Linked DNA regions of Homo sapiens: region 1 is linked to region 2. A link is a loop called in an ENCODE intact Hi-C map of the cell type or tissue named here. Cell type or tissue: A673. All regions are shown on one strand. Each heading gives the region's core, and the rest is flanking DNA. Links, peaks and the distances in the headings are about the cores only. Region 1 holds the start of LOC124904390 (a long non-coding RNA gene). Region 2 has its middle 11 kb from the start of LINC00622.

Region 1 (12,395 bases), core at 4,396-12,395, 75 kb after region 2:
AGTCCAACACTGTGCTCAGCTTTTACAGTAGGAACTCATAAGAAATTTGCTGTATACACTTAATGAATATTTTTAAAGCAGCTGTGAGGAACATCACTGTTCATTTGTGGACAACTTGTCTTAGATATACTTTTTCAAAGTAAATTTTTATTGAAACGTAATGTATAAAAGTGCATATTTCATTAACATTTTCAGATTTTGAAGTATATCTTATTCCCTACAGGAGAATTTAGGGAAGGGGAAAGTGAAAGTATTTCCCAAAGGAAGTGGAGGGAGGAGGAGGGGATGTTATCACTGGGATTAGCTGGGCTGAAGACTGGCTCTAAAACATCCTGCCTTCTACAAATGTTTCTCCTAGCTAAAGGCAAAGACACTGTTTCTTTGCTGGGCTTCATATAGCCTGGAACCTCTAATCCCTCAAGGTTGGGAAGAGAAGGAAAATCAATTGTGAGTTACAGGAAAAGTAGATAACATAGGTCAAGGTGTAGATTTTACTCACCTCCACACTCCAAAAACTAGAAAGATATTTAGTTTACTAAGCTTTTTAAACAAATCTGTATCTGATTTAATGGAGAAATTTTTGATGCTCTCTCTCTCTCTCTCTCAGATTAGATACAGGAAAAGGATACTCAATATCACTGCTACTCTTCCACTTGGTACTGGAAATCTATTCCAACCCAACAAGAAAAGACAGTTAAATGTATAAAGATTAGAAATGAAGATACAAAACTGTTACTTGCAGATAGTCTGATCATTTACATGAAATTTATTATAAACCAGGAACCATCTAATGTGTTTAATATTCACATAATCTGTATTTCACAAATAAGGAAAATAAGGCTCTGAGAGGCTGTATTTACCCAAGATCGTTCAGCAGTCGGATTCAGAGGCTGAATTTAAGTCCACGTAATCAGAAGGAAAAATGGGAACATTCAGAGTCAGAGTGTGAAAGCGAAAGCCAGGAAGCCCCATCCATCCATCCCTTCAACAGTGAACAAAATATGGTTCCATCCATTTATTCATTCAATAGTAGAAAACATAGTGTGTTAATTTGCACCTGCTCTCTTCCCTGCACAGTGCTCAGCGCGAGGGACACCAAAATGAAGACTCAAGCCGTGAGCACAGTCCAGTGAAAGAATGATAACCACGCAAGGAGACAGAGCTGTTATCACTGAGCTTGCATAGCAGATAATGGGTGCTGAAGAAATTGGGGGTGTCAGAAATCACTTCCCCAGTGGTGACGCCTGAGCCAAGTCTTAAGCGTAGATGTAGGTTTTCTGAGGAAGGAGCTAGGCACTTCAGGTAAGGGCAAAGACCTGCAATGCTGTGAAAGGTGGGACAGGGCAGCTGAAATGAAGAACATTGCCTGAGACTGGAGAAGTAGGAACGGACCCAGAATGCCATTGTGAACCATGCTGAGGAGTGTGGATAGTGGACACAGTATCACGGTAATGACATACAGACTCTCTATACCAGTAGATAGACTAAAAGTAAATGACTCCATCCCTGTAGGCTGAATGAGGCAGTAAACTGCTTTGTTTTCTTTTACTGTGTCTACACTCAGTAGTCTCAGTTTCATTTCCATTGGCATGCTAATTTTCTTATAACGTACCACCAGTCACAGCTTTTTAAGTGGTGTCACCAAAACTTTCTCCTATTCTCAATAAAACTGCTTTGGCATCTAACTGACTTGACTAGCACGCCCCACCTACTCGTCTTTTCTCTGGAAGCATTGTGGCTTCATCACCAGGTTTATTGTTTCTGATCAACTAAGGAGATATGGCTTCAGTGAAGGAGAAAAGATAAATCTATTTATTCAATACATATTTATGGAGCATTTACAGTGCTAGGAATACAATAGTGAATAAAATATGGTTTCTCCTCTCAAAGAGCTTATAGACTCGAGTTGACCAAACAGGTAATAATAATATTTAGTGCCAGAATCAGAATCTCAGATATTCTGGTATTTGCTGATTCTAATACTGTGTGCTAAACCTTGTTCAATATGCTTTGTATATGAACCCTTTAGTCATTCAATACTCTTGACAACCTTATGAGGCAGGTACTATTGTTACCACCCTCACCCAATTTACCTTCCTTCCCCATTTCATCTTCTAGTTGGCTCAGAACCCAAACAGTGTAGCTCCAGTGTCTGTGCTCTGACCTTCTTCACGTTAATTTCTTAATGACAATCTAATGTGATAAATGACCTGATATAGACACACTACATTAGAAAAATGTCCAGGGTGCTACTGGCACCTACCATAGTCTTAGGGGCCAGGAAACATTTTCTGACAAAGTTTCTAGCTGAGCCTGGAAGGGGGAGGAGTTGGCCAGGTACAGAGGAAGGAGGGAAGTGATTTGGGATCAAAGGAATCTTAAGTATAAAGATCCTGAGCCTAGAAACAACTTGTCACTCAGAAGATCTACAGAGCATTTTGGAAGGCCAAAATGGGTCCAGGATGAGGGGGTGAGGGTGAGGGTGGGAAGGAGTAAAAATAAAGTTGGCTGTTTTAGATCTTAACATTTTACTGCTAGAAGAAATTGCATAGACAAGGCAATAAAGCCAAGTTCCAGAAAATCCTGAATTTAAATATTACATCCCTTTTAAGGCATGCTGGTCTTTTTCTTCAAACCAAAATCAGAATCATTTTTTGGACTTGTGGACTTACTTAGGTAATAAGTCTCAGAAAAGTAGCTCTTATTAATTACATGGAATTTGATATTTAACCATTCACCTTTGTTGAAAGAAATAAAAGTACATTAAATTATATAAAATTACCCCATAAATCAGTTGATACAGTGATTGAACTGTCATTCTTATATTCAACATATATTTTTACTGAGCACTGCTATATATCAGGCCTAGTGTATGACACTGTAGGATACATCAGTGAAGAAGAAGAAGACAGGTGCTTGGGCTTGCAGTATGCATATTTCAGCAAATCCTAAGTATCTCGATCTGAAAAGCATGCTATCCATGCTATCTAGAATACATAAGGGTTTTAATCCAAACATCTAATTTTACAAATGAAGAAACTGAAGAGGTTAAGTGATTTACCCAAATTCACGCATTTCAGTTTAGTACGGTGCTGGAGACTTGACCTAGTGTCACACACTGGCAAGCCATTGCTCTCTCCAATAACACCCCATGCCCTCATATATTATGAACCATGGATTTAAGAGAGTTGTTTGACAAGAAGTCAAGGAGTCTTGTAAGACAGGATTCTCCTTGCAATATTTCTTTAATAATCTCATATTCTCCTTCACTAGTGAAATAATAGCCTACAGATGTCCAACATCGTCCTCTTTGCAAAAATGTTTTCACATTCATTATTTCATTTGAGCTTTGAGTGGCCCTATGAAGTAGATTCTGTAGATATTAATATCCACATTTTACAGATGCGAAAAATGAGTTTAGAGAGTTTCAGTGACATGAGCATGGTTACAAAGTGAGGACCAGACTAAGGGCAGACTCAGCTGCCCCAGGCCTCAATTCATGGATGCACTAAAATATTACTGGAATTAATCAGAGATTCAGTCCTATTTAACTCAAGTTTTTACCAACACTACAACACAAGTGATGAAATGTAAATTAGTTTTTACTCCCACTTAAGAAGGAAGTGTGTTTGGATAGAAATGTAAAAACACTCCTAGGGCTGCAGATTTATCTGCGATATATACATGCATGTTTCTTGGTGTAATTAGAGTCCTATCCCAATCCTAAGAAGATCAGAAGCTAGCAGTTGAATTCTGAAACTGAACAATGTGTGGCATAGCACAGGGAATAAGATATTTTTTAGACTATTAATTTTAATTCATTTAGTATATCTCCCATTGAGATTATCTAATTGGACAATTGAAATGAAAACTGGAGAACAAAAACTATAGAAATGTGGCAAATGTTTTATTGGTATGAGAGCCAATAAATAAATAACTAATACAGGAGAAACTTTAAAAACATATTCCTGTGTATAGATTCTGCAAGTGATGTGTGAATACATTTTTGCTATGAAGGAATTACCATTAAGCATTTAGATTAAAAAGTAAAGTTCACTTTTCGTATGCCACCAGTGGTCTCGCTATCCTCATAGCACTTTCAGAAAAAATATTTTGACCAAGCCTGTGTAACTACACCAAGCAAGTTATCTTTGCCCTTTGTGAGCGTGAGTGAATAATGCTTTCTAGTTATGAACACTAGAAAAATTGTGAAGCAAAGAACAATTCCAAATAAGTAGAATATTCTGCTCTAGTTAGTGCATATAGCAAATCCCCTATTTGAGCATAAAGAGATATTTTATTTTATTAATGAGAATAATCATCAACTTTCACATCTCTTGCTGCAAAAGGATATTAATTTGGAGGGACACCAAATTATCTAGGGACTGGATCTCACTCTTAAGACTTCTATTCAGTGGCTGGGGCTCAGCTTTCCATTTTACAGGTTTTTTTTCTCTCTCTAAATTCCCCTTTCCCTACTATATATTCCTCCCCCCAATGAATGCCTATCATTCTGATAAACTGGACCACAAAATACTCGTTTCATTTTATACTGTTTTAATTGGCTCTTGGGATGTTTCATGCAATCTATTGGTTCTGTCTCCCCAGTTTGAAGCTCTTTGGCACAGGGATGTTGCCTCATGCTTTGCCTGTCCCACCGAGTGCTTCCAGCTGTGCTGCACACAGAGCAGTTCAGGAGTCCCTCCAGGAATGTAGCCCTCCCCCTCTCTCTTCTACAAAACTCAGAGGGACTCTTCAGGAGCCACATGCTCTCATCAAGCAGAAACTTTTTAAGAGGTAGACAACAACCCAGAGTGGACACAGAGCTGGTGCTCTTCCAGTAGAGGTAAGTCTTGGCCAGCTCTCAGTGCCCTGGCTCTGTAAGCCTCCCTCCCAACAACCTCACTGAGCCTCTTGCTGGGCCTGATCCCCGAAGTAGACTTTCCCTTGTCGTGTAGTTAGTACTCCAGCTGCACTCACTTCCCAGCTTAACTTCCTGACTCTTCTCAACCAGAAATCTTTTCTGGTTCACAACTTTAACTATATTAGCTCTCTTATTTTTCAAACTTTGTATCCCTTTCCTACTGTAGGACTCACTATGATAGCTTCAGTTTCTCTTGGCTGCTTCTGGAGGCACTTCATCCATTAGCAATGGATTCTTTAATAGTTGCTTTAATTATCAACACTTACAGTTATGTACAGAGATTTCCCAGATTAGGCTATAAAATGTTTCCCTCCATCCATGTCCATGCAATGGGGACTTTTGTCCTGTATAATTGTGTCTTATGGGCTTAAATTATACCAGTATGTTCTCCATTCACGTTTTTCCCCTGTGAGATTTTATTCATGGCAATTTGTTTCAGCTGTTGATATAGAGAAACCAGTTTAACAGCTTCAAAAGGTCAACTGAAAAAGGAACCAGTCATCCTGTGTACTCATTAAAAATAAATGGAAGCATTATGGAGAGTTATTATATATCTTAAGACTTTTTTGGAGGGGAAATGGAATGCAGGGCCAGGTGGGAGACGGATGATTACCTGGGATTATATTCTTAGCTACATCTGTTAGGATATTTGGGATTCCTCCATGTGAAGAGGCTAGAAAACCAGAACGACAGTTTATACCAGGCTGGGATCTCTAGAGATAAGGATTATGTGACAGGCTTTGTAAGCACAGAATCCAGGGGAGTAACTATTGTAAGAGTTCAGACAGCTATTAAGAACAATGTTGAAAAATTAGACCAAGTGGAAAGAGAAAGAGATACGAGCTGTCAAGCCAGAGTTCAGCTAAGCAAGCTGGTTAATGGTTAATACCAGTAGCTTCTCTATCTGTGTGTTGCTTACGTCAACCCCAATTCCTCATCCTATTGTAGAGTTGGTACTTAAATCTGAAAACTCAGGTGTGCCCTGAACTGATAACCAGCTGAGAAAGTATAGGGAAGAAAGGAATGGGTGGGCAGGGCTAAAGGTAACAGTAGAGCAAAGCAGAGGTACTGGGTTCTCTAGAAGGTGGCAGATATTGTTATCAAAGAGAGTTTACCCAAGAGACCCTGAGACATTGCATTAGCAGACCAGGACACATGACTGTTTCTTAATTCTATCTCCAGTTTAGAACTACATGTCAGGTAGAGTTGACAGAAGCCAAAGAAAAAGAACAAAACAAAACAAACAAAAAAACCCTAAAGTTAGAGAAGGAACCACATGTCTGCTATAAGTAGTGTTTAGAGAGCAGGGAAAGAGATGAAATTTGTTTTCCTGCTTCTCACGTCTCATTAAAATATAGATGCTGTAGGTAGGGTATTCATCATCCCCTTCTTTGGTAAGCCCTCAGATTGCAATGGGCCACCTTGTAGTAGTGTTGTTTGATGACACAGTCAGGAAGGATGGTTAATGCACAGCAGTAGGTGGACAGAGTTCAGTTGGTCTTAAATATTTAGATCTGGTGCCCATCTAGGGATGGTGCTATGGAAAAATAATAGCTGGTAATTATTAAGAGTGTAATATATTCCAGAGACTGAACTAAAAGTCTTAAGGGTATTTCCTCATTTGCTTCTCCCATCAACCCAATTAGGCAGTTATTACTTTCTTTATTGTACATATGAGGACACTGAAGCTTAGAGAGGTTCAGTAACTTGCCCAAGGTACACAGCCAATAAATAGCAGAGATTTTCCAACCCAGGCCTGCCTCCAGATCTCATGGTGGAAATCACTTTGCTGTCCTAGGAAAGGCACTGTTAGCTCACATGGCTGAAAGGAAAGCTAATGCTACATTTTTTTTTTTTACCCTGCAGGTTAAAGAGTTAAAAATAGAGGTGAGATGCTTATTTCCTTACACTTTTTCCTGCATTTTTCTTCATTTCATCACGCATTATACCCCACATCCAGGTGCTGGTCTTGTGCTTTCGGTTACATGTTGAGTTGTGTGGAAGGGCAAGCCAGGTTTATTTCAATGGAAGAGTGTTCATTCATCAAATTGACCTACCATTATACAACACCAATGCAGATGACACACTCTACCAGGGTGTGGAGAGGAGTGTGCACAGTCCTCACACTCAGGAAATTTACAGCCTCCTTTGGAAGATAAGACATGCCTGTAAAAAGATAATCGAAGGCAGCATATGATCAGCACTAAACCACCAGGAAGAATAACTGCTCTTCATGTCAGAAGAGGGAGAGAGAGCACTTCTCAGCGGGTGGTCAAGGTAGGATTCCTGGAAGAAGGCCGGTTCTGAAAACTGAGAGAGCTGTTTATTTTTGGGTAGTGGAATCATGAAATGAATCACAGAGAGAGGAAGTGAAAGGTGTGTTTGGGAACAGCAACAGCACCAGGTTGACTTTAGCTAGGCCCACTAGGGGAGGAGTAGGAGATGGGGCAGGAAAGTCAAGCTGAAATTGGATTGTGCAGATCCTTGAAAACAATGCACAGCAGTTTGAATTCATTAAAATAAATAAGATTCAACGTAAAACACCAGGCCTACATAGGCACTTAATAAACTGGGGAGGTTTGTGTGCAACAATAGCAGAAAGAGTGAGAGCTTTGGAAATAAGGTCAGCCTGAGTCAAATTCTAGCTCTGCCATTTATTAGCAGTGTGACTTTGGGCTACTTAATTTCTCTGAGTTTCAGTTTATTCATCCCTAAAATGTAAATACTTCCCATCTCACACAGCTATAGAGCAGGGATCAGCAAACCTTTTCTGTAATGAGCCAGATTGTAAAGATTTTAGTCTATGGACCATGCAGTCTCTGCCATTGTATGGTGAAAGCACATTGACAATACGTCAACAAAAATTAGCAAGCCTGTGTTCCAATAAGACTTTATTTACAAAAAGTCAGCTAGCTGAATTTGATCTTTGGGCCACAGTTTACCAATCTCTGTTACAGAAGATTAAATTAAACATCTATAAAACACCTAGCACAAAATAGATTTTCCATAAGCATTCCAACCTTTGACAATTTCTTTTGTCCCCTCATGAAGTGGCTTCTATCTCCATTCCCACACTCTGTTGTAGTTGAGACTTATGCATGTATTATCACTTGTTTGTCTGTGGTGCGGCCATAATATTGCCCCATAAAAATGGATTTCAAAACTGACAGAGTTTTTGAGGTTCTTAAGAGGATTATTTGCTAAAGGCATACAGAAAAAGGACCTTTGCTAGTCATAATCTTAAGTGAGAACCATGTCCAATTTCTGGGCTGAGGGGATATGAGGCAACGTGCTCTGTTCCATCCCTTCACTTAAGGCTATAAGAAAAAAGCACTGAACTCCACACACTGAATTTGGAATGAAAGGGAGCCCCCTCATGGAGGTTTACGAAACACAGTTGAATTCTGTTTCACTACTCCAACTAGGATTAACCAAGATGAATTTAACTTGTGAGCAGTTGGAAAGAGTTAACTTACTCTTTCCAAGCCTCTCATGCTACCTCTCTCTCTCTCTCTCTCTTTTTTTTTTTTTTTTTTTTTTTTTTTTTTGGAGACAGGGTCTCATTCTGTCCTCCAGGATGAAGTGCAATGGCATGATCATGGCTCACTGCAGCCTTGAACTCCTGGGCTCAATTGATCCTCCTGCCTCAGCCTCCTGAGTAGCTGGGACTACAGGTGTGCACCACTATGCCTAGATAAATTTTTATTTTTAGTAGAGACGAAGTCTCGCTGTGTTGCCCAGGCTGGTCTCCAACTCCTGACCTCAAGCATCCTTCCATCTTGGCCTCCCAAAGTGTTAGGATTATAGGCATGAGCCACCATGCCTGGTTGTGTTACCTCATTTGGTCAACAACTGCATTGTGAGATAATTTTGCTCCTGAGGAAATTGAAAAAGAAGTAGTTACAAATTGGGCCAAGTCTGCACTTCATAAGTCAAAGCAATTTAGAGAGAGCAGGCTAGGTGTTGGAGGTGGGACACAGTGGAGAAGGCTTACCAGGGCCAATAGTGGGATGCTTTGCCAGGCCCCACAATTTTATGTAGGACCTGTTGTCAACACCATATCACGCTGAAATACAGTAAGATATCATCAGCCTTTCTCACTGAAGCCTCTCCCACTGCAAAAGAGTTGTAACTGAGCTTGCTAAGCTCTAGGCACAGCAGCCCTCCAGCTGGTAAGCCAAGCTAGCCAACAGGATGACCTTCATGGCTCTTTACCAACAACATCGTCCTTTAGAGTCACAGGACACTCATTTGCAACTGGCTCTTCTTCATCCCCTCTCCCCCCGCCAATAAATCACCTCCTTAGTTGCTGAATGAGGCTTGTTGGCTGTGGGACCACATCCCTGGGCTCTGCATTGCAGCAAGTATACACAGTCACCCAGGAGCCCTCTGTCATCGCCTGCGAATACTAGAAGCATGAGAATAAGAAGTAAGCCCGACCATGTTGAGGAAGGGGAAACTAGCTTTTGTTCCACAGAGTGAAACCTCAATAAATTGGCCATCTGATTCCTCCTTGAACTGTATAAATAATAGAATTTGTAAGGTAAATTAAGAGCACCAAGACTGTAGTAGGAAGTATTCTATTAGCTTAAGAAAACAGACAGATCTGAAGCAAACCCAAGTACAACTCCTAAGGAGTCTTGTTCCTTAAAGCAGTAGTTCTCAAACTCAGCCTCTACTTATTCTGTAAACCATAATTTTTTTAACTGAATTTGAATCAAATAATGGCATTTCTCCAGGGAAAAAAAAGTTAATGGGAAAATTTTCTCAGTTCTATCTATAATTGTTTACCATTTACTTATACTAAATCTAGTGTGAGCACTAATATATTCTTTTAGTGAACATTTAACATAGCAGTATTTTATCAAATTTTTATTTTGTTTTATTTTTGGTGAAGAGCACTTTCACCTCAGCCTATTTTTCACCTGAACATGTTTAAGGACCATTAAGATCAACACTACTCACAGAGTGTTATCTAAGAACAACGGGCTAGCTAGTATTTCATTATTCTTCTGCTTTAATGACAAAACAAATTTCCAACTTGAATGCAATTTTACTGGATCAATCTCTTATTTACTTCACTCTGCAGCCCATTAGAATGAGAATTTTCTCTCCTTGGTTGACACCCATTCTAAAGAATTGGGCTCTCTCCTTGATGGATCTCCAGGATATTCAGTGTCCAGTTGCCTCCCTCTGTTGCTGATCTCTGATAATCCTTATCATAGGGCTGACTTCCCTGTGAGCCTTGTCTTTATGTAAGGACCTAACTGGAAAGCCAGAAGACAAGAACTGGCTAGAAATGTTAGATGTGTTGGCTAAATATGTTGACCAGGAAGAATTAGGTTTGCCACATTTAGGTTAGAATCTTCAACTGATTGTGGGTCCAAGTTCATTTTTTTTTTTTTTTCTAATTCTCAGTTTCTTAATTTGCTTGTCCAGGCCTTACCAATAGACTTGCATGTGGACATGAGCAACACTGTTCCTGAAGGTCCTGTGTGTGCTCTGGGCACATAAGCCTCCTAACTGCCATGGAGATTTGGGAAAAATGAAGTAGATGTCCAGCTGTCTCTGGTGGGGCCCATTCTGGGACCCAGAAACCAGATTAGTAGGGTGACCAATCATCCTGATTTGCTTGGGACTGAGGGGCTCGTGGGACTTTGAGTTCCAAAACTGGTAAAGTCCTGGATACAAGAGGCTCAGGTGATGTATTTGCTGGTTAGAAAGGACTAGAGCCTTGTCTGTAATTGAGGTTCAGAGGTCTACTGAGCTATCTAAAGAACTGGAGAACCCTGAAGGATGCAGGACACTAGGGACTCTCAACTGGTCCCCCGAGAGCAGATGACCAGGAATAAAGAAATGTATCTAGAGCAGGTCAACTGAGCAGTAGCGTCTGGAGTCAGAGGAGCAGGAGCTCCAGGCATAATGCCCAGTGGTACTTGCTACCCTTCCATGCAGTCCCCCTTTGGTCCCAGGCTACCTGTGAGCTCTGGGAGGGTAAGGCAGTGGTAGAAATGCTAGAATTGTATCTAAGAGCTCACATGGCAGAGCTGAGGGAGTCCTCTCTGAAAGAACTGGACATGTGGATATACTGGCCAGAGAGAAGAGGGCACGGGAGACTGGGAGAGAGAAAGAGATGTCAAGAGAAGGACAGCAGTGGCAAGGCCAGCACGGGAAATGATGAAAGTAACAGTGGACAACAGAGGAGATGGTCCACAGAGCCCCTGATTATACATGACGAAGAGATCACCAAAAACTGATGGTTCCCCAAAATTATGTATTTTCTGGGAATTCTCAGATATAGCTGGAGAATTGAACACTGAAAAAATAAAAGCCTACTGATCAGCAGTTATGGGCAGCATGAAGGATTGAGATTTGGATTATTATTGCAAATATGATCCTGGGCTATAATTACATAAAACTGCCTAGTAAACATACAGACTATAATTACATTAAACCATTTTATGTAAATTTTCTATTGAAGTAAAAGTACATAGAGAAAAGCACACTAATCACAGGTGCACGGCTCGCTGAATTTTCCCAAAGAGAACATACCCATGTACCCAAAATCTAGATGAAGAAACAGAACATGAATATCATCCCAGAGGCCCACCTAATGCCCTTCCCAGTCACTGCCCCCTCCCAAGGGTAACAAGTATCCTGATTTATAACACCATACACTAGTTGTTGTATTTGTCTGTTTTTCAATTTTATATAAATGGCAACATATATAACTCCTTCATTTGCCTTTTTTCACTCAACATTGTGAGATTCATTTTTATTGTTACATGAGATTGTAGTTTATTTTTTGTTATTGTTGTATGGAATCCCATTATGAAAATACCACTATCTATTTATCCATTCTACTTCTGTTGAACATTTGTGTTATTTCTAGTTCGAGGCTTTTTTGAATAGTGCTGCCATGGACTTTCTACTATGTGAAATTTGGTAACTATATGGTGCATTTCTGCTAGGCATATACCTAAGAGTGGAAATGCTATGTCATAGGGCCTATGTATGCTCAGCTTTGGAAGATACTGCCTAACAGTTTTCTGAAGTGGTCATACAATTTATATTGCCCCAATAATGTTTGAGAGTTTCAGTTGCCTTACACCTTCTTCAACACTTTCATTTTGGCTATTCTAGTGGGTGTGAATTATATATAAAACTTTAAGTTTTGGCCAAGCGCAGTGGGTCACACCAGTAATCCTAACAATTTGGGAGGCCAAGGCAGGAGAATTGCCTGAGCCCAGGAGTTCGAGACAAGCCTGGGCAACATGGTGAAACCTCATCTCTGCAAAAAATACAAAAATTAGTTGGGCGTGGTGGCACACTCCTGTAGTCCCAGCTAATTGGCATGCTGAGGTGGGAGGATGACCTGAGCCTGGGAGCTTGAGGCTGCAGTGAGCTGTGACCGTAGGCTCACAACTATAGCTGTGGAAGTGTAGCTATACAAGAACATTTCCTTTTCTTC
Region 2 (16,962 bases), core at 4,792-12,791:
GGGAGTGTAAATTAGTTCAACCATTGTGGAAGACAGTGTGGCAACTCCTCAAGGATCTAGAACTAGAAATATCATTTGACCTGGCAATCCCATTACTGGGTATACACCCAAACGATTATAAATCATGCTACTATAAAGACACATGCACATGTATGTTTATTAAGGCACTATTCACAATAGCAAAGACTTGGAACCAACCCAAATGTCCGTCAATGATAGACTGGATTAAGAAAATGTGGCACATATACACCATGGAACACTATGCAGCCATAAAAAAGGATGAGTTCATGTTTTTTTGCAGGGACATGGATGAAGGTGGAAACCAACATTTTAAGCAAACTATCACAAGGACAGAAAACCAAACACTACATGTTCTCACTCATAGGTGGGAATTGAAGAACGAGAACACAGGGACACAGGGCAGGGAATATCACACACCGGGGCCTGTTGGGGGTGAGGGTCTGGGGGACAGATAGCATTAGGAGAAATACCTAATGTAAATGACAAGTTGATGGGTGCAGCAAACCAATGTGGCACATGTATACCTATGTATCAAACCTGCATGTTGTGCACATGTACCCTAGCACTTAAAGTATAATAAAAAATTAACAAATTAAAAAAAAGAAAAAAGAAAAATGCAACACCCCTCCTTCCCCAGCCACTGCACAAAATGCAAGAGCCAGCATCGCTCCAGCTCTTGTAAGGCAAACGCAACATCCATATGTTAATGCCAAATACCATAGGAACCAAAGGAAGGTGGTGGAATCAGAGACAAGACGCCTTCCCCTGGTTTTTCAGCCTGGTGAAACCCTACGCTTACGAAACCACCAGGGCAGTTTTCACAGGCAAAGGAAGGAAGAGGACATATCTCCAACAGGCAGTGAGGGGTGATCAGCGAAAGAGGCGAGGAGGCCTGATCAGTCAGCCATCTCACTAAAGAGGTACAAAGGCCTCAGAGTGTTACGGCCAACAAAATGTGCCATTCCTTCTTACAACTGAGGGTGCCAGGCAGAGCTCCTGCACCAAGCCCTGATGCACCTCACAGGATGCACCATACGGGGGCGGAAAGGCTTGGAGGGAAAAACAAGGAAGCCTAACCTGGAAGGTACTTTTGGGTCCTTTTTCTCCACCTGGGTGGCTCTGCAGGGTACCTGACAAAGGAATGAATGAAAGCAAAGGCAAGTGCTCAGCCACCGGCTTAAGGGCTAGGTATATATGAGTACAGAGAATGAAGCTGAGCTGAAGTCACTGGGAAAAGCCACAGGAGCCAGTGGAGCTTGAATGAGGCCTTGAATTCCTCAGTCCAAGCAATGGGCACAGCCCGAGCAGTGGTGCAGAGGAGGATGGAGGGGCATGAGGAGGACCTCTGCTTTCTGGAAAGCATGTACAGAGCGCAGATGAGAGAGCTCGGGTGCCAGACTAAGCCACAGACTAGATAGGCAGATTCCAAGGGCCAGGGTGGGCCCCAGAGCCTGTGATGGACTGGTGAGAACTGGCAGGAAAGTGACAAGAGGCCAACTCTTATGATGTGAAATCCCATGATTTCCAAATATTAGTGACTAACTCTAAACTTGAAAAAGCAGTGTGAAGATCTGCTCCAGGAGAGGGATGTGTGGGCTAGTGTTCCAACTGTATGTGCAATAATTTATATCTTAAAAAGTGGGTGGTGAGGTGTCAGCAGCAAATCTATTCATTCTTGGCGATAAGTCCCAAATATACATTATTATATCATACTCTCAGCTTTCCTGTATGTTTAACATAGGTTATAATTTTTTAATAAATTAAATTTGGTGGGGAACAAATATGCAAACTAAGAAAACACACTCACAGCCTGGCCCCAGGATTAAGGCCTCTGATTTTCCACTTCTGCTCCCAGTCTAGTGGTCCAGTGCGGGAGATAAAATAGGAGACGTGTTAGGTGCAGTGCACAGTAAATGTGAAGAGTGCCATAAGAAAGGAAAATGCTTCCGGGAGATCCATTCCCATAGGGGATTCATGGGGTCCTTGCATTTGGGCTAAATATCAGAAGATGGGTAGGATTTCAACAGACAGGAATGTGAGGGAAAGTATTCCAGGTGGAGACAATGGAGTCTGCAAAGACCCAAGTGGGAAAGGGGTCACTTTTAGGGAACAATGAGACCAGACCAGAGAGCACCACGCCAGGGAGAAATGGAAGATACACCTGGAAAGACATGATGGGCACACACAGGATCACCCGGGGCCACCCCTGGAGACACCCTGCCTCCTTCCTTCATTGACCTCAGAGTAGGAGTTCTGTGTCCCCATTAAAGATGACTTGGGCCGGGCACGGTGGCTCACGCCTGTAATCCTAGCAGTTTGCAATGCTGAGGTAGATGGATCACCTGAGGTCAGGAGTTCGAGACCAGCCTGGCCAACATGGCAAAAGCCTGTCTCCACTAAAAATACAAAAAAGTTAGGGGGCATGATGTTGGTGCCTGTAATCCCAGCTACTTGGGAGGCTGAGGCAGAATTGTTTGAACTCAGGAGGCAGAGGTTGCAGTGAGCTGAGATCACACCATTGTACTCCAGCCTGGGAGACAGAGCAGGACTCTGTCTCAAAAAAATAAGATAAATAAGTAAATAAATAAGTAAAACAAAGAAACAAACAAACAAAAACAACAAAAAAACCCGACGACATTCAATTACTTCACACATACTACATGCCTCATGTTCTCTCAAAAATTGGAATCTATGGGAAAAGAATGTCTCCTCCAGCAATGAATATTGATGGTGATGCTAAAAGCTGGGACGTCATTCACTCTGCAATGGGAATTGTTCAGCTGTCCCTGGAAGATTACCTTGGCAGCATGTCGTAGGATGGACTGAAAGAGATGAAGAGGATACTTCAAGATCTAGGTAAGAAATGAAGGCCTGATTTATGTGTTGGTAACAAAATGGAATACAGGGGCAAATGAGGCAGGCCTGAGGCAGAATGGCCACTAGTTTAGACAGGACTGGGTGTGGGCACAGAACTCTCATGCACCCACTTTTTCAAGACAGAAACCTGGACAGCAGCCCCCCACTCTTCCCACCTATCATTTAGTGCTACCAACTTTACCTCCACAACACCTCTTGAATGTGTCCTCTTCCTCCCTGGTAACATCATTCCTACTTGTACCTGCCACAGGCCTCCCTGTCTTGGAGAGTCACTCATGAAACCTATCCTTAGCAGTGTTGCCAGAGTTGTCTCTCCAAACTAGTCTCACCACGTCATGCCCTTCCTTAAAACCAACCACTGGGTGGAGCCCCAGGACTGTCAGGAGGAGCCTGAGAGCCTTAACATAACATAGAGGGCCTCTGAAGCCCTGGGCCCTGCCTAACACCCCAGACTAATTCTCACCAATCCCTGCCCTGTTCCCAGATTCTCCTACTTTGTGCCTCAACAATTTTCAAAAACTCAGGGCTTCCTGCTTGCAGCATGCTTTTACATCTACCTAGGCCAGTGCACGGCATTCCTTCTGCTTAGAGGGTGCCCAGCTCTCCTGCCAGCACATCCTTCCCAGCTCCTTATTCACCATCCAAAGCATCTCTTTTATAGCCTCTGTGCTTTGTGCATATCTAGTTGCACTGCCATTAATTTTTTATTTATATATCCTGTCCCCCACCCCTACACTGCCATGTCCTGAGGACAGTAACTCACCATGTCATCTCTCTGTCCCCAGTGACTGACACAAAATAGACACATGGGCTGATGGAGAGATAGATGGATGCACGGATAGAAAGATGAAACACCAACAAACTCAAATGTTAGGACGGAGAGAGGAGGGGATGGGGAGTCAGGGAGCACAATGCTTTCAATGACAAAGCAAGAGAGAATTCAAAGACAAATTTTCAGGGTGTCAATGAACCTGAAGAAGCTCGATCATCATGATGAGAGCTGGAAAAGAGATAAGCCACATAGTGGGTATGGTGCTGAGAATGAACTCATTTGTGTGATAGAAAGAGAGAGTGGGGTTGTGAGAGGCCCATGAGCAGGGAAAGGGAAAGGCTGTTGAAGGCGAAGCCCAGCTGCCAAGGTTATAAAGGGACTGGGAATTGGATCCAAAACCTGAAATGGTGCAAGGCCCAGAGCATTTTTATACTACAAAAAAAAGGAAAAACTGCTTTTGAAAAATGAATTCAGAAGAGAATCTCCCACTCTTAGTTGACTCAAGTGAGGACCACGCAACCTCTCTGTCTACATGTGCTTCTTAAGACATCAGGGGACTCTGGTGGAAAATTGAGGGGCGTTCTTTTTCTTTATCTTGGCCCAAGATCCCACCCAATGGTAATGAGCAGGGAATGGAGTCGGTGATCTGAGGCATGAAAGAGGTTCATTATGAGGAAGTGGAGAGGGAAGGCTGGATGAAAAGAAAGTGGCTTAGCCACTCTGTCCCCAAAGGCAGGGAGCACTGAGGTCAGTTGCAGACTCCAAAACAGTCAGTAATCTGTTCTGGAAACCTGAAGTTCCTTATTGAAGAGCGCAATCTTTCCTCAAGAAATGGAAGAACCAGCACTGATGCAGTCAGCCCTTCTTCCAAAACAGGTACTGGCGACAGAGAGGTGGGCGTGATATGGGTTCCGGGCCTATTGTCATCTTAGCATGAACGCTGGCCACTAAAGTAGGAATACCCTTCTCATGAGCCTGGCACTAACTCCCTCCTGCACTAGCTGGAGTCTGTCAAATCCCTGGTGTAGCTCTGAGCAGAGCAGCTCTCTGGGCACAAGGCCGGTGAGGTCACCCAGGGCCTGTGCTTGGCTTAAGGGGCTGCCATGGGACCCCACATTTCATTTTGCACTGATCCCTGTAAAATACACAGGCAGTCCTGACTGAGAGAACTTCTTTCAGCAGCAGGCAAAACACCTATTGCTGACCTAGCATGGTTAAATAGAAAAGGCTTCCTGACTCCTACAGGACAGATCAATGTCTTTGTGGAGTTCAGATTTTAGAGCAAAGAAAGTTTCATCAGGCATGGTAGGGCACACCTGTATTCCCAGCTACTGGGAGGCTGAGGGGAAAGATCACTTGAATCCAGGAATTCAACATCAGACAAGACTTCATCTCTAAAATTTTTATTAAATTGAAGTTAAAGAGGGATCTAGAGACCATTACTCCAGCTTTTAACTGTGGGTTCCTTTCCTGCTTTCATTTTACTGATGAGAAAACTGAGGCCTGGGAAGTGAGATGACCTTTCCAACGTTCACTTAGACAACTGTCTGTAATGGTGACCAATGATTTGCTACCTTTGAGGTAAAATATTTATTAAGGGAAAAAAAACTGGGATGAGAGACATTTGGAAACAGGGCAGAGGGTAGGTTTAATGAGAAGTCTGCTGTCTAAACCATCTATCTTGCCTATATAACCCAACCTCTCATCTGAACATCAGCTTGTGGACGTGGATGTTGCATAAATGGAGACAGGCAGGTGCTTCATGGTAAAGAAATGAAAGTAGTTGGGGGTGAGAGGGACTAAGGAAAGGGGTCAAGGAGGGCAAAAAACAAGCGAGTATTCTTTTGTTTTAGAAGAAGAATATTTTTGCAAATAAGAGTGAAGAGTGAAAATCCTGGGTTCTGATTTCAATTTTGTCATCGAAGTTAAGCAAATCTCTTCACCTTCCTGGGTCTGTTTTCTTTCCTACAAAATGAAGGTTATGGCTCATTTCTAAGGTCTTTTGCCAGTGACATTGGGCTGCAAAAGTGTAAGATGATTTGCATCCTCTGGCACCTGCACACTTCTGCCACTAAACTTCGTAATAACATAAGCCTCCTTGTGCTTATTTGTTTGTGTGAAGCCAAAGCTATTTGAGAAAGTGGTTTCCCAGTCATTCGTGGCTCTAGTGGCACATGGCACCTCACTGGAAAAGGGGCGTCATACCTCTCATAGGGTTGTAAAGGATCAAGAAGTGGGCCAAGTAGGAACCGATTCCCTCCTTCCCTGATATCTGATGACCACTGAACTGCAGAACTTAATGCTGACTTAAATACAGCCTTTTGTTTTGGCATTAAGCTATAGATGTTTCCCAAGAAGGTTTTAAAACTCTTAGACAATCACTAGAAATTAAAATGGGCAGGACCAATAGAGTCAGTGCCTACTGAAAAGGAATCAGAAACCCAGAAAAGTCATGCCTTGCTCAAGTCCACTGCCAGTTAATGCCAAAGCTCTGCCCTGCTCACTCCACACACAGCACACCCTCAAAGGAGGAGCAGAACTAGTTCCTTCTTTCTTCCTGTTCTCAGGAAAGGGAGGCCATGCCTTCTCACTTCCTCTTCACCCTGCCCTAGGAGCTGGAAATCCCAGAGGACAGAGTCCATATGCACTGCAACTGCCTCTCTCCTCCTTCTGGGATCCCAGGAGCTATGATACAAGACTTTAGGATGCCCCTCAGCAGCCCCTTCTCTGCAGCACTGAGCACGACCACCTTGTAACCACCTTGCTTCCTAACATTCACACAAGCCCGTGAATCTTACAAGAGCCTTCATGTTTGTCATTTTGTTTGATTTGATTTTCCCACACCTCATACCTGCATCTTTCCACTGCACAGATGAGAGCAAGATCAAGAATACCTATAGGGCTTGGTCTAGGCTGCAGCAGCATTGAACAGTGGCTGTATCAGTCCAGTGAATCTCAGGCTGTGAAGTCATGTCTGTGATTTCTACCTACTCTATTAACTTCAACACAGAAAGCAGTAGAGCTGCTTCAGGTGAAACCTTGAGGTGACCCTCATTTCAGACATTCACTAATGCTACCCCTAACAAGAGAAATGTCTAGCCAGATACTTTTCCAGCCCCTTGACAAAGTGAATTAGCTTTTCCAAGGTCACACACTGTCCCTTCCCTCACCCAACAAAGCCAGGTACAGTCGACATTGCCTGATTTGCAGCAGTGGTGGAAACTCTGACTTATAGTTGCAAAGTCCTTGGCAGAGAATCTGCTTAACTCTGAGCCTTTGTTGAATGTACCGTCTTGCCCTAGCATAACATGTGAAGCCTTGACATGAAGTTCCCCCCTGTCCACCTCCCATCCCTTGCAGCCCCAGGGGCCAAATCCTTAAAGTCATACATACAGTTGGCAAAATAATTCACCCCAAGCAGGTTGGACAGGCAGGAAACAAAATCAGCCTTCACCTTCGCCCTTAAATGGTGTTGGAATGTGTAAGCATCTCTACCTCTCTCATATCTGTCTCCCCAGCATTGAGCACTATGCCTGGAACATGCCACTCAGCTGAGGGGTGAACTTCTCAGGGTCTCTGCTCTTAATGAGTCACAGCCTTGGGGTCTGGGGAAGGCCAGTCATACACAGATGGTATCAGAACACCCAGGCAGAACCACTCCCTACTTCAGCCCTTGATGCTTTCAGAAAAGCATCTCAGTGGAGTGTCTTCAGTGAATAAAAAGAATGCATGGAACTGCTTCCAGTGATTCCCTAGTCTCTAGAAACAGGGGCCTGTCAATTCTTTCACTTGTGTTGAACATCTTCAACACATCTGGAATGCCAGCTTGAACACCGCACAAACACTGATACCTTTTTCAAACTTCTTAAACAGAGGGAAACATGGTATATGGAACAACTTGCCACCCACCTCACTGGCTTCCAAAGCTAAGCAATCCCGGCTGCCGGATTGAGGTAGGGCACCCACTGGATGCAGAGAGCACTGAGAAAATGGCCTGGATCTCATGGCAGCAGCTGGAAATTGAAACCCATTGGAATGTGCTTTGGGTTAGTGAACATGACCTTGAAACCACAGTCTGGCAGCAGAAAACTGCAGGGCACTTGTGGCTGTGACAATGAGACCGAGGAGCAAAGACTAGACAATTCATGCTGGAGACTGGCCAAGTATGCTCCTCCCCTCCCACCAGGGGCAGAGAGGATGGAAATTATGTGATTGCCAAGGGCAGCTGAGAAAACAAGTCATGCCTGGGGTTTTGCTTTGTTAAGAGAGCTGAGTTGGGGGAATAAAGATCTGAGAGAAGCAGAAGAAGGCTGACTCTGAGTGGTGAAGACGGTGAAGGCCAGCAGCAGCCTTCCACACCTATTCCATTGTCATCTGATGGACAGCCAAGACAGGCACTTTTCCTGGCTCTTACTTATGATATTGTCTTCACTATTTGGAGCAGTTGTGTGAAAGGTGGCCTACCAGGAGCAGACAAAGCCTGATGTACCTTGCACTGCCCTTTGCCTCCATAATTCTGGTGAAGGAGAGGATTTGAGCCTTATGTATTATACTTACTGTAATCCCCAAGAAAGAAAGGGGGTCCCTAATTGGTCCTAAAGAGTTCTCACCCTCTTTGCCCATTAAAATCACCCAGGGAGTTTCTACAAAATTACAGGTACTTAGGCCTCATTTCAAGTAAGTGCTCTCTACATTTAAAAGACAAACAGAAAAGCTCTCCAAGGTTAAGAAAATCTATTGCTTAAACTAATCAAACCTCAAAAATTCCATGGCAATCAGGTACAGTTTCTTTAATTGGAATGTGGGCAGAGGCTCACTCACATCAAAGATAGAGATAGTTGAGCATGAAGGTTCACGACTATAGTCTCAGCACTCTGGGTGGCCGAGCAGGAGGATCACTGGAGCCTAGGATTTGAAGACCACCCTGGGCAACATAGGGAGACCCCATCTCTACAGAATTAAAAATTTGTTAAAAGTCTAGCCAGGCATGGTGGTGCATACCTGTGGTCCTAGACACTCCCGAGACTGAGGTAGGAGAATCTCTTGGGCTGGGAAGTTGAAGATCGCACCACTGCACAACAGTACTCTGGGTAACAGAGCAAGACCCTGCCTCATAAAAACAAACAAAAAAAGAAGGTTAGAGAAAAAAAAGTCTCTCTCTAAATGAATAGCTTCAGCATTGGCTTTTCCAATGTCTCTCTTGCTGCTTACCAAACTGTGTTCTCCATATAACAGCCTGAGAGATTTTTTAAAGTAAACTCAAATCCTATGTCTCACCTATATAAAACCTTTCTGGGGCTTCCCATTCCATTTACTATAGACTCTAAACTGATCTCCAGCTCTCCCGGGCACCACATGATCTGCTCATCCTTCCAACTCGTGTCCTCATCACTCTCTCTTTTACTCACAGTGTCCCAGCCAGATTGGCCTCCCTTCAATTCCATAAACACGCAAGACTTTCTTGCCTCCGGATCTTCACATCTATCATTCCGTTTACATAAAATGATGTTCCTCATCTTCTAATGGTTGGCTCTCTATTGACATGTAGATCTCAGCTGAATTGTCATTGCCCTAATGAGTTGAAACATCCCTGACCATCCTCTCCCAAAAACAATCTGCTTCACTCGTCACATCACACTGTTTCTCCCCTCCTAGCTGTTACCACAACCTGCAACTAACTTATCAGTTGTCTATTTTGTTGTTTATCTGTACCTGCATAGGGACCTTAGACCATCTTGCTTCCTGCTACATTCCCAAGAGCCTAGAATCATGTCCAATGTCATAGAGGGCCCCATAAATATTTATTAAATAACCGAAGGCAAAGCTGGATCAAAATACATCATCACATCTGGAGAATTATAGCAGTCAGAGGAGGAAAACAGTGAGTTAGGATGGAAGCCAGCAGAATGGGTCACTACCTAAACCAACAGACGTGAAAAGTCTTCTATCATTCCTTGACTGGACACTTTCCTGCATGAACCCACGCCACAGTGCAGGTTCACTTTTGCCCAGATTAACCCCCAGAGTCAAGGGCTGGGTCAAGGAAACATTTGCATGGAACACTCCAAAAGAGAAACAGTCCCATAGCAGTCTCCCTGGTAATAACTTTTCAGACCTATTTGCTTAACCAAAATATACATATAGTGCCTTCACCACCCAAATATTTAGAAAGGGAAAATGAAGTATCGTCATATAGCTCTGCTTGCCTATAACTGCAATTCAGATCCCAAAATTAAAAAGAAGTGAACACCCAACCTTTCAAAACAGCAGTCCCTTTAAATAAAATAGTTCGGGCCGGGCACAGTGGCTCATACCTGTAATCCCAGCACTTTGGGAGACCGAGGCGGGCAGATCACAAGGTCAGGAGATCGAGACCATCCTGTGAATGGTGAAAACCTGTCTCTACTAAAAATACAAAAAATTAGCCAGGCATGGTGGCGGGTGCCTGTAGTCCCAGCCACTCAGGAGACTGAGGTGGGAGAATGGCATGAACCCAGGAGGAGGAGCTTGCAGTGAGCTGAGATTGCGCCACTGCACTCCAGCCCAGGTGACAGAGTGAGACTCAGTCTCAAAAAAATAATAATAATAAAATAAAATAAAATAAAAATAGTTCGTTAATTGTATGACTCAAAGAATTCCCATTGATTCTTCTCAGAACAAAAGATCTTAATAGGGCAGATCAGTAACGACTGAAACAGCCAGTAGCTTATAATTTTTTGCACATACTGTCCAAAACTATGGAACTTTGCACTCTGGACAGAAGAGCTATACCTATAAAAATTTCCCAACAGAAATCATACTCTCTATCTATGAAACAGTGCAGCAAAGTTAAATCAGTTGAAAGGAAAAAAACCACGTGTCATTAGAATACTTGGAAGAGTAGTGGATACTTTGGAGAATTGTGGTCATTGAAGAGAAGCACAGAAGGTTAAATCGGATGAAATTTTATTGGGTTGGTAAAAAGAAAAGGGAAATTGACCATGCTCCCAGAGTGAGGCCTTAACTTTTTATTTAGGTGTCAAATTGGCTGCTGCACTGGTGGGCTGATAATTTGAGGCCAAGGAGGGGCCTTTAATCCAGCAGCAAGGATGGAGTGCTTGTGCTGAAAGTTTAGGGAAATACTAAGAAAGCACATGTCTAGGGGTGACTGTCTGGCTGACACAGCAGTCACAGTTGCATTGTGGAACAGGATGCCTAGATGACCACAGGCCTTGAAGATTACTTTCAACACCCTGATTTGAGTGACTTGTAAAAAATGGAAGTGTCATGATTTAGTCTATTTGTGCTAGTACAACAAAATATATCAGATTAGAAAATGTACAAACAACAGAAACTTATTTCTCATGTTCCAGATGCCAGGAAGTGCATGATCAATGTGTCTGCAGGTTCCATGTCTGGTGGGAGCTCAGTGTCTCCTTCCAAGACAGCATCTTGTTGCTGCATTGCCTGTGTCCTCATGTGGCAGAAGAATGGAAAGGGTCAGCTAGTTTCCTCAAGCCCTTTTATGAGGTCACTAATCCCATTCACAAGGGCCCTGTCCTCATATACCAATCACTTCCTAAAGGCCCCAATTCTGAACACTATCACATTGGCAATTAAGTTTCAACATATGAATTTGGAAGGAACACATTCAGACCATACAATTTCACAAGATCAAGAAGGAATACAGGACAAAGGTGAATTTGGTATAGCCTAACTCATGCACTGCTGCAAGGGACTTTGGGAATATTTTTTACTTTGAGTCAGAGGGCAAAAACCAGAGACAAGAAAGAACAGAGGAGCAAAGGAAAGCCTAAAATATTCATTGTCATGACCTAGGATGTTACAGGATTTTGTGGCACACGGACTGATGTCTATTCTGTGCAATTCACTGACCTCCAAGAAAAGTAGCAGAAAGAGAGTTTTCAGATAAGAGTTTCAGGGACCCTGGAAACAAGTTAATATTAACTAGCCCAGTTCTTCACCAGGAAATGAGAAAGGAGATATCTTTATTTTGGTCATATTGGATAGTTTTAGTAGATACTTGGAGACTTTCTCAATAAAGTACTACAGAGCTAAATGAATGACAGTGATTAATGTCTAAGAAATTGTCTCTTACTCAGGGGTCTTCAAGAACACGGCCTCAGACAGTGGGCAGACTCATGAGACAGCTGTCCCACCAGGCACATCCCACAGCAAATGACCAAATCTAGGCAGACTTTGCTCTCCTCTGGCCTGTTCCCCAACCCTAATAGCCTTGTCATCCATCAAGAGTCAGCCTCATGGACAGTGGGACTTGGTATGCTTTCTTGAAGTGTACTCTCTGGAATTTCACTTCCAGATCGTAGAACTGTTCTGTAGATACCACCTTTCTCAGCCCCCTTCTATTTGTGTTAAGTTTATAATTGTAGTCTCATGATTCTCCTCACATCAGAAAAAGATAAGAACATTTTAGTGCTAAATTGTTCCTTGTGGATAAGTAAATAAATAAATAAATCCTTGAAGGTAAGACTTGAAATCAGAGAAAACATAAGATCCAAACACCCAATCACGGTCTTGTAAATCAATTTTTTTTCATGCTTTTATGCTGGTTAGTGATCAAGTTGCAAAATTTCCCAAAGTTGCCTTTATCACAGGCACTTCAATGCAAGCGTAGTGGCCAGCTTAAGGTCATCTCTTCGACCCTGAAATCACCAGCTGAAGACTTGTGGGAGTCAATAGAGATTGGTTTGGGGTAAGAGTAAAACAAATCACATGAGCATATGGTATTAAAGCAATTTGGTATACAGACAACGACATTAGCTTACTTTACAAGAAAAGGTAGTAGAAGCTCTCTTTGTATGCATCTACCTGGTGATAACTGTGCTCCTGGACACAAATGTGTGTAATTTTTTAAGTTGCATCTGGCTCAGGGGCTACATCAAAAATTCCAAGGGAAATGAGCAAGAATCTTATCAAGATACTACCAAAAGGCTGTTCTCCATTGCTTAGAAATATGGGAAAAGGAATGTCCACAGTAAACTGAAGAGATGCATACGAAATCTCAGAAGGAATCTCTTAACTCCTAAAAATGTCTTACACGTGGAATGCAATCTGATACAAATATAGGCAACAGACATGAACAGACACCCACCAAATAAGATATATAAATTATAAGAAAGCGTATGAAAAGATACTCAACATCATATGTCATTAGAGAATTGCAACCTAACACAAAAATGAGATACCACTGCACACCCATTAGAATGGTGAAAATCCTTAACACTGACAACTAATGCTAGCAAGAATGTGGAGCATCAGGAATGCTCATCCATTGCTGGTGGGGATGCAAAATGGTACCGACACTTGTAAGGCAGTTTGACAGTTTCTTATAAAACTAAACATATTCTTACCATATAATCCAGCAATTATGCTTCACTGTATTTACACAAATAAATTGGAAACTTACATCCACACAAAAACCTACTTCTAGGTTAGATCTTTATAGCAGTTTTATTCATGATTATCAAAACCTGGAAGCAGCCAATTTGTCCTTCAATAGTTCAATGGATAATGAAATATTATTCAGTGCTAAAAGAAAAAAAAGTGCTATCAAGCCATGAAAAGACATGGAGGAAGCTTAAATGTATATTACTAAATGCAAGAAGTCGACATGAACAGGCTACATACAGTGTGATTCCAACTATCTGACCCTGTCAGAGTCAGGGTGCACAGAGGGATTGACAGACAGAAGCAGATTTTTAGGGCAGATGACACTAAAATGGTGGTTATATATCAGAATACATTGGTCAAAACTAAGAATGTGCAAGACCAAGAGTAAACTGTGAACTTTGAGTGATAAAGATGTGTCAATGCAGATCAATGATTGTAATAAATGTACCATGTGGTGCAGAATGGTGATAGATGGGGAGTCTGTGTATGTGTGGGAGTGGGAGTATATGAGAACTGTCTGCACTTGCCCTCAACTTTGTTGTGAAGCTAAAACTATCATAGAAAATAAAGTCCATTTTAAAAACTAAATGAGATAACATACGTAAAGCACCTGATACATAGTAAAGGGCTCAATTAATATATTAGAGCTCATATGCAGAGCTTTCTTTGTGCAAGGAGATGTGCCATATGACATCTTGGTCTGATTTCAACTGATTATTCCTTAAAATAAATATCTGGAGTGGACTCGTATGGATGGGTCAAGTGTGTGAAAATTTAAAATATTTTGTCAGATACTCACCAGAAATTTGCATAAACTTACACTTCCACGGATAACACACCTGTCTCCCCACATCTTCACCAACACTTAGTAACTTCAGTGAATCTAATATTTGCTAAACCACTTGTGGTTTTCAAACTGAGTTTAATGAAGGGCTAATGTTCTTTGTAATGCAAGAGAAATCCCCAAGAAAAGAAAGCAGCTTGTTAAAAATATGTCAGTCTACCTATTTTCTTCTTAAACATTGGAGTTCCAAGAGCTCTTGACTTGACTGGCACAAAGTTCCAGTTTCATCTGAGGACTCAACTGGGGAAATATCTACTTTCAAGCTCACTTTCATAGTTGTTGGAAAATTCACTTCCTCGAAGCATATTGGACTGGGAACCTCAGTTCCCCTTTGACTGTTGGCTGCCCTCAGTTCATTACTATATTGTCCTGTCCAGCATGGCAGGTTGCTTCATCCAGCCCAATGAGAAAGAGGAAGTGTAAAACAAGATGGAAGTCACAATCTTTTCTAACCTAATCATGGAAGTAATATTCCATCATTTTGGTCCAATTATACTGATTAAAAGCAAGTTACTAGGTTCAGCACACACACAAGGGAATGAATACCAGGAAGCAGAGATCACTGGATTCAACTTAGAGGCTGGCTACCATACCATCATTGTCAGACTCCAGAGGAAATGGTTGAGTGACATCTATGTGATCTCCCCCAAAAATAACTGACAAACAGAATTCAGTAAGAAATAAAAAAGACATTTTGCTAAAGCCTCCTCCTTTCTCACTTTGAAGGTCTTGCCTGGAAAGACAGCCAAGTTGAGCTCATATAACCCAAAAGCTCTGGCCCTAGTTCTCCCTGTATGGTGGAGGGGATGGCCCATTGTTCTTTACTTCTGAAAACTGGCTCTTCAAGTACACTTCAAATACCTAGGATCCTACTCATATCCGTGCTATAGATGAGAAGAAAATTGCTTCTCCTTGGCAAACAGCTTTGGCCTGGGCAATGATTCCAGCCTCTCATTACTATGGGAAACTTTCTAGTATTTTCATTTTTGTGGTCACTGTTCTCTTCTATTTCCTTCTTTGTATTAGTCTATAAGCACTAACTTTCAGAAGCACTAAGACATTCTAGAGTCTTGATTGTTCACTCATCCTTCCATTTCTTTATTCAATAAGCATGTATTAAGTTCCTATGATGTGTCAGATGTTGTGCAAATTCTTATGGTAATAAAACGATGTATGAGACATAAACACTTTATTTAGTCAAACACTCAACAATGTTTGAACATTTGCTCTGTACAAGGTGCTAAGGATCAATAAAGGAGTAGTCCAGTTTAAGACAACACAACAAAAACAAACTCTTCACTCCACTGGCTGTAACACCTTTTTACTGAGATCTTCATGGCACAACTTCTTGAACAGGTGTTGTTTTTAAGAGTCGCTCTCTTCACATTTTTCTTCTATTCCTCAACACACAAATGAATTGTGTGTTGGACTTTCCAGTTGAACTTTCAACCCAACTATTTGTGGAAATTGCTCTTACCAAATTACTTACAATGTTGCCAAAATCAATAATCAATTATTTTCCTATTGCATTTGATCAGCAGCATCCAACATAGTGAACCAAACTCTTCTTGAAACACTTTCTTCAACTTGACTTTTACAAGGCCATCTCCTTGTAATTTTTCTCCCTCCTGCCACCAACTCCTACTCAGCATATTTAGCTGGCCCCTCCTTCTCTGTTCAACTTGTAAATATTGATATGTGTATTCCAGGATTCAGTCCGGAAACTTTCCCTATTATCCATGAATATTCTTATAACTTATTTCGTCTAGTCATGTGCCTTTAAAACTTATTCTATGCTACTCATGACCTCTCTAGGACTCAAGCACAAGGGGTGTAATTATCCTAAAATAAGCCAGGAGTTTAGTAAGCTGGCCAAGAAGAGGGATTTTCCTTTTCCCAGCATGAGAGACTGTGCCTAGTACAGCTCCCTGCAAAATGGGTGGCTTTCTCCCCTAAAAAAAGGGAAACCCTTTGCATGAGCCCCAAGGACTCTAGATGCTAGGCAGGTGATTTTTCCAGACAATCTTGTGAACATCTGGAACCTAAATCTAGACTGTTTCACACCAACAGCCTGTGTGTTCCTCCACTGATAAAGCTGTATCCTTGTGCTCACATGATAAAAAATTATAACAAGGGAGACTATTGTTCCTACACTGGAATGCAGACTCCCATTGTGAGCCCAGCATTTCCTGACCATTTATGCATCAGTATTAAATAGGAGGATGGAGAAATCATGCTGTCTATTTTTTTGCTGATCAGTAATCTTTGTGAGCTTTCCTAATACCGCTTTTTTTTTTCTGAGCATAGACAGGGGACTTTATTGGTGGTACACGACAAGGTGGGGTTCCCTAGGCCCCTCCCTCTTCAGGGGGTCTGCATGGAAACTGCATGGAGGGGAGAATCTCAGTGTGGTGGGGGACTGAGTGTGGCAGGGACTCCCCAGCAGCTGAGGGCCTCTCTTTTCCTCTCATGCTCTCGCGGGGCTGGTGGCCCAGAGGTCTTACTCCTTGGAGGCTATGTGAGCCATGAGGTTCACCATCCTGTTGCTGTACCCAAATTCATTATCATATGAGAAAATGAGCTTAACAAAGTGGTCACTGAGGGCAATGCCAGTCCCAGGATTGAAGGTGGAAGAGTGGGTGTCAATGGTTAAGCTGGAGGAGGCAACCTGGTTCTCAGTGTTGCACAGGATGCCCTTATGGGGGCCTTCTGATGCTGCTTCACCACCTGCTTGATGTTATCATATTTGGCATGCTTTTCCTGAGGGCAGGTCAGGTTCATGACCAACATGTTCGTGGTGGGGACCTGGAATGCCATGCTAGTGATCTTCCCATGCAGCTCATTGATATACTTGCCCACAGCCTTGAGAGTGCCAGTAGATGCAAGGATGATGTTCCTTTGAGCCCTGCAGCTGTCATGCCACAGTTTCACAGAGGGGCCGTCCACAGTCTTCTGGGTGGCAATCATAGCATTTACTGTGGTCATGAGTCCTTCCACTAAATCGGAGTTGTCATGGATGATCTTGGCCAGAGATGCT

What was found. Hi-C counts contacts between places; a loop is a spot of excess contacts. Peaks named below come from ENCODE experiments on the same cell type or tissue, not always from the same donor. Only the 100,000 strongest peaks of a DNase experiment are listed, where the experiment ranks them.
Region 1: a loop joins it to region 2, with 6 times the contacts of the local background. A loop is called at or near these places in 5 of 110 quality-filtered maps.

Annotation. Positions count from the first base shown.
Region 1 is chr1:119,655,068-119,667,462 of GRCh38, forward strand. LOC124904390 (a long non-coding RNA gene) reads left to right here and starts at 4,631. Exons shown (of 2, transcript XR_007066508.1): 1 at 4,631-4,846. RefSeq lists a silencer at 4,599-4,893 and an enhancer at 7,381-7,430. In A673, for the core only: CTCF peaks have their summits at 8,301 and 8,501; a DNase peak (open chromatin) is centred at 8,284.
Region 2 is chr1:119,579,742-119,596,703 of GRCh38, forward strand. It overlaps the pseudogene GAPDHP33. Among named protein-coding and RNA genes, the nearest start is that of LINC00622, 11 kb to the right of the region's middle. In A673, for the core only: no CTCF peak of the experiment used is centred there; a DNase peak (open chromatin) is centred at 7,810.